Regions from separate parts of the Homo sapiens genome. Here region 1 is linked to region 2. The links are chromatin loops, found by intact Hi-C in ENCODE. Cell type or tissue: psoas muscle. All regions are shown on one strand.

Region 1 (2,500 bases), 220 kb after region 2:
ACAGGAGGTTGGTAGGACTGATTTCACCATATACAGTTCGGGTCACAAAGACCCCTATGATAAAACAGGATGCAGTAAAGAAGCTGGAGAAAGCCCACCCAAACCAAGACTGCAATGAAAGTGACCTCTAGTCGTCCTCACTGCTCATTATATGCTAATTATAATGTATTAGCATGTTAAATACATTAGACACTCCCACCAGCGCTGTGACAGTTTATAAATGCCATAGCAACATTGAGAAGTTACCCTATATGGTCTAAAAGGGAGAGAAACCCTCGGTTCCAGGAACTCCCCACCCTTTTTCTGGAAAACTCTTAAATAATCCACCCCTTGTTTAGCATATAATCAAGAAATAACCATATGTATACTCAGTCCAGCAGCCCATTCCCTGCTCTGTCTATGGAATAATCACCCTTTTATTCCTTTACCTTCTTAATAAATTTGTTTTCACTTTACTCTGTTGGCTCGCTCTTGAATTCCTTCCTGTGCAAGCCAAGAACCCATGTGGCCCCCAGGCTGAACCCCAATTTAGGGGTTCATCCTGTGACCCATTGGCTGGAAAAGGTGTAGGAAACCAAGTAGCTTTGTCATTGTCCCAAAGCTCCACTCTCACCCCCACCCAACAGCCACATCATTATGCCAGCCAGCTCCAGATCCTTGAAAAAAGTAGCCCTCTAAAAATGTATGGAGGTTTCCCAACCCATCTATCCAGAGGGGGCTGAGACCTAGCTGTTTGGAAGGGTGAGAGTTGGGAGAGGGTAGTTGTCACCTCCTGAAGGAGTTCCTAGGGTGACCAGAGGGCATGGGCGTCTTCTCCCGGACAGGTTGAGGGGGAGGCTGGAGGGCAGGGTGGCTGAAGCAACAAGGGAGCAGATATCCCCTGGACTGGAAAGGACATCTTGATGGGTCCCTGGCCTGCCTCTCTCCTCAGGCCCTACTTACGCAACACTGCGGCCAGGCTCAGTGCCCCTCCAGCCAGGCGCGCGCACGCTCACAAGACAACATCTGAACCGCGGTTTGGGAGCCCAGCCAGGAAGGAGGGCTCTCTGGCCGCTCTCCGACCCGAGCGGAGCGCAGTCCGCCCCCGCCCCACGCGCCGGGCCCTCCAGCGCCTGCCCCACTCCTCCTCCCTCCTGCCGGGCCAGCTCTCTCCTTCTTTTCTCCGACCCTTTGGAGAAGTTCGAGGAAACTTTCCGAGGCCCAGCCCTTGACCAATTTGTCCATTAAGCCAGGAGAAAAAAGATGCGCTCTCTGCTTCCCTCCTGCCCCAATCACTTCCCAAATGGCCCCCTCGAGCTGTTTGTTTAAAGGTCCCTCTCCGGATCTGTGCCGAAGGTTCCTAGAAATTTGCCAAGCCCCGCTTTGACCAAGCTCCCTCCCATCCTTATGCGCGCATAAGTTTACCCAAATTGTGTGCCAGAGCACCGTTCCCAAAGTCCTACATTAGCAAAAACGACCCCTGTAGCTGTTTGCCAAAGGCTTACCTAGACGCTTGGCAAGAGCCCTTAGCAACTGCCCAGATGTGTCCAAAAGTTGTTTACAAAGACCGCCCCCCCCCCCCGCCAAATGTCCCAGATACTAGAGGATGTCCCCGCTATTTACATAAGAGTCCCTTTCCAGTAGTTTGCCAGGTCACCCCTCTCCCACTCTCTGGCTTGTTTTTCGCCCCACTGCTGTATGCTGAAGGTTGCCAAATTGTTTATCAAAGGTTTTCTTTGCTTACAAAAGATCCCCCACCGTTTGCAAGAGATCACTCCAATAGCTTGCCAAAGACCCCCCAAGCTGTTTACCGAAGCCCCTCCCCCACGCTGTGTGCCCACCGCCGAGGGCAGGGGGAGAGACACCCCCATCCTTTGCCTCCGAAGTTTGTCTAAACGTGGTTCCTTGAGGCCAGCGCAGCAACTCACCACTGCCAACTCTTTGTCCGTTTTGGGGGCGACATCGCCGGGGAACTTGATGATGGGCGACGGCGCGGCGGCGGCGTGGCTCAGCAGGCAGCCCAGGAGACAGAGCGCCCTCAGGGGACCCGTGAGCGCGCCCCGGGCCATTAGCGCCTCCATCGTAGCGCTCCCTGGCCCCGCGCGTCGCCCGGGGGTCGCTGGCTCGGTGCGTGTGGCCGCCTCGCCGCCTGGTTGGAGCCTGCTCCGCGGCGCAGGGCTGCGCTCCGAGGGTCCGCTGGCTCGGTGGCCTGGGGTTTGCCCGGCTCAGCGGCTCATGGTCCGGCCCCCGCGCCCCAGCCCCCGCCGCCGCCGCCGCCGCCGCAGGTCCTGGCAATCCCTTTGTATGTTTAAAGCCCCAGATGCGCAGCCTCCAGCCACCGCCTGAGGAAGTCTGGATGCAGCGGAAACAAGGGAGGGCAGCCGCCAGATGTAGCCGGCTGGGCTGGGAGGGAGCTGGCAGAGCGGGGCTGGGGGCGGGGGGCGCACTCGGGCCCGCCCCTCTCTGCCCCACCCCCCTACTCGCCCTCCTCCACTTTTCTCCTCTTTTTTCCTTTCTCCAC
Region 2 (2,500 bases):
CTTCCATGAGGACAGCAAAAAGGATGGAGGTGCCCGCAGCAAAGGTGTCCAGGAGGGTCAAGACGTAAATTCCACCCTGGCACAGGGAGAGAAGAAGCCAAGAGGCCCTCTTTGGTCAAACGTGGGAACTGATTGTTGTGTCTGTCAACTCTTACCTGCCCCCTGTCCCACTTGCTCGGAGCTCTATTTGAAAACCCAGGGCATAGGGCTGTGGTGCTGTTGTATTGACGTTACAGTCACCTCAGTTTCAGCCAATAAAGAGTTAGATGGGTTCCAAAGGGACTTTTGCTGCCCCTCAAGTCAATAAGCAATTAACAGGGCTGAATGGAATCCTCAGCATCAGAGATGGAAGAAGACTACTGGGCCTAACCCTAGTGGGTCAGGCCGCTGAATTGAGGATGCTGGATCCTGCATTGTTCTCCCTGAGCTCAGCCCCAGTTCTAAGGCTAGGAATGTTTGACTTTATTGAAATGCGGCCTCAGAGGCCCCCAGGTGACCCAGAGCCCAGCCCCTACTCACCTTGGTTATGCAGAACAGGGCGAGAAGGAAAGTGCTGAAGGTGACGCCAAATGTGAAGAGTTTCCGGTGTCGCTTCAGGACCTGGAAGTCATCTGCCAGGCCCGTGATGACAGCCTCCATGCCTCCCATCTGGAGGGAACCAGGAGGGGTGGGGTGCAGGAATTAGGGTCTCCCTGGACCTCAGTCTCAGGCCCCAGGGTTCCTAGAGCCTCCTGCAGCCCAGGACTCATGTAGGCTGCCTTGCCTCTCTCGAGAAATCAGCACGTCCTGCCTTCCCCATCCTCTCGTCACATTTCTGTCCTGTTCTCAGGCAAACTCAGAACTCAGAAACTACGTGGGAGAGGGTGAGGGTTAAGTCAACACCTGTCTCCCCTACGCAACAGCTACCTGTCTCCTGACACTCACTCAGCCTGAGTGGGTACAGATAAGCTGATAGTGGAGTGAAAGCAGTAAAACACCAAAACCCATGTCATACGTTTACATGTCAATAAGTGTCTCTGGAAACAACTCCTGCAGAAGAGCTTCTAGTGATGGGAACTTCAGGCAGCAGTTTTTGATAAGGATTTTTGGCTGCCTTTCTAATGATCAAGCAAAGTGGTCACTTCAAACTCCAGACTCTTAGAGTCTGAAAGGGTCTCATATCCCACTGCTATGGGCAGATTGCTTCCTTATGAGGACAATGTGAGGGCAGACAAGAAGAATGCAAGCTACCACTCTCCTCTCCTCTCCCCTCCTCTTGGCAGACACTGTTAATCAAAATCAGTATTCTTCATTATAAGCCCAGAAGCAGCCTCAAAATCCTTCTCAACTCCCTGCTCCTGGCAGATCTGCTGACTGAAAGCAAAAGGCAGTGGGAGGAAAACCAAGTGCCAGCCCTTCCATAAGATTTTTTGCAAATGTCCAGGCATGAGGTACTAAGGGTAGACATAGATTTAAAAAGATGTCAGTAAATCCAATCTTACATTTGGATAAAATAAAAGGATGTAAGAAACTACTGGGTTCAAAATGTTTTTGTTTGTTCGTTTGGGTTTTGAGGTGTTTTTTAGAAACCAGGTCTCACTCTACCCAGGTTGAAGTGCAGTGGTATAATCATAGCTCACTGCAGCCTCCAACTCCTGGGCTCATGTGATCCTCCCACCTCAGCCTCCTGAGTAGCTAGGGCTACAGGCATACAACACCATGCTCAGCTAATTTTTTAAATTTTTTATAGAGACGGGGGTCTCCCTATGTTGCCCAGTCTGGTCTTGACATCCTGGCCTCAAGCAATCCTTCCACCTCAGCCTTCCACAGCCCTGGGATTATAGGAGTGAGCCACCATGCCTGGCCTATTGATTATTGATAATAAAATATAATGAGAAAATGCTTGTTTAGAGCACAAGATTTTATCTGTGTTGCCTCTGAATCATTTCCCCACCTGCAAGAGGACAGTGTGGGGCTGGCTTATCTGAAGCCTCTTCTTTTGGATTTCCAAGATGTCAAAGGGGTTCCTATGGTTCTTGGCTATGGCCTAAGTCTTATCTTTTTGAGTGAGGACTCACTTTTTTTGTCTGCATTTAAATAGGGCCTTCTGGAAACAACTGTTAACCTGGTGTTTGAATAGTGGGAACTTCAGGCCCAGCACTGTGTGTTGGGGAAGGGGGTCAGGCCCAGTGGGATGGGGGATAGGTATCCTAAGCAGGGTCACTCACTGAGCTGTCAAGGCCCAGCGCCAGGAGCATGACGAAAAACACAACAGCCCAGAATGTAGATCCAGACAGGGTAGAAATGGCCTCTGGATACAGGATGAACACTAGGCCAGCTCCTGTAAGAAACATCAAGGACCTCATCAATGGCTGAAACCATTGGTCTGAGCTGCACATGATAGGGGAGTATCTGGGGGCCCAATTGTTCGGTCATGTGTGGGCGGACAGAACACAGGTTTAGAGATAACAGATGAAATCAGCATGAACTTACAGCTCACCTGTGCATCGGAGAGGTTGAC

What was found. Peaks named below come from ENCODE experiments on the same cell type or tissue, not always from the same donor. Only the 100,000 strongest peaks of a DNase experiment are listed, where the experiment ranks them.
Region 1: it touches region 2 in a loop (4-fold over the local background); 106 of 110 quality-filtered maps call a loop at or near these places.

What each region holds. Positions count from the first base shown.
Region 1 is chr16:55,479,040-55,481,539 of GRCh38, reverse strand. MMP2 (matrix metallopeptidase 2) reads right to left here and starts at 2,342. Exons shown (of 13, transcript NM_004530.6): 1 at 1,908-2,342. The coding sequence starts at 2,060. In psoas muscle, no CTCF peak of the experiment used is centred here; DNase peaks (open chromatin) are centred at 1,019 and 2,339; H3K4me3 peaks cover 2,295 bases; H3K27ac peaks cover 963 bases; H3K27me3 peaks cover 2,500 bases.
Region 2 is chr16:55,696,045-55,698,544 of GRCh38, reverse strand. SLC6A2 (solute carrier family 6 member 2) reads right to left here. Exons shown (of 15, transcript NM_001172501.3): 9 at 2,208-2,320; 10 at 520-648; 11 at 1-76. Among named protein-coding and RNA genes, the nearest start is that of SLC6A2, 41 kb to the right of the region's middle. In psoas muscle, no CTCF peak of the experiment used is centred here; no DNase peak of the experiment used is centred here.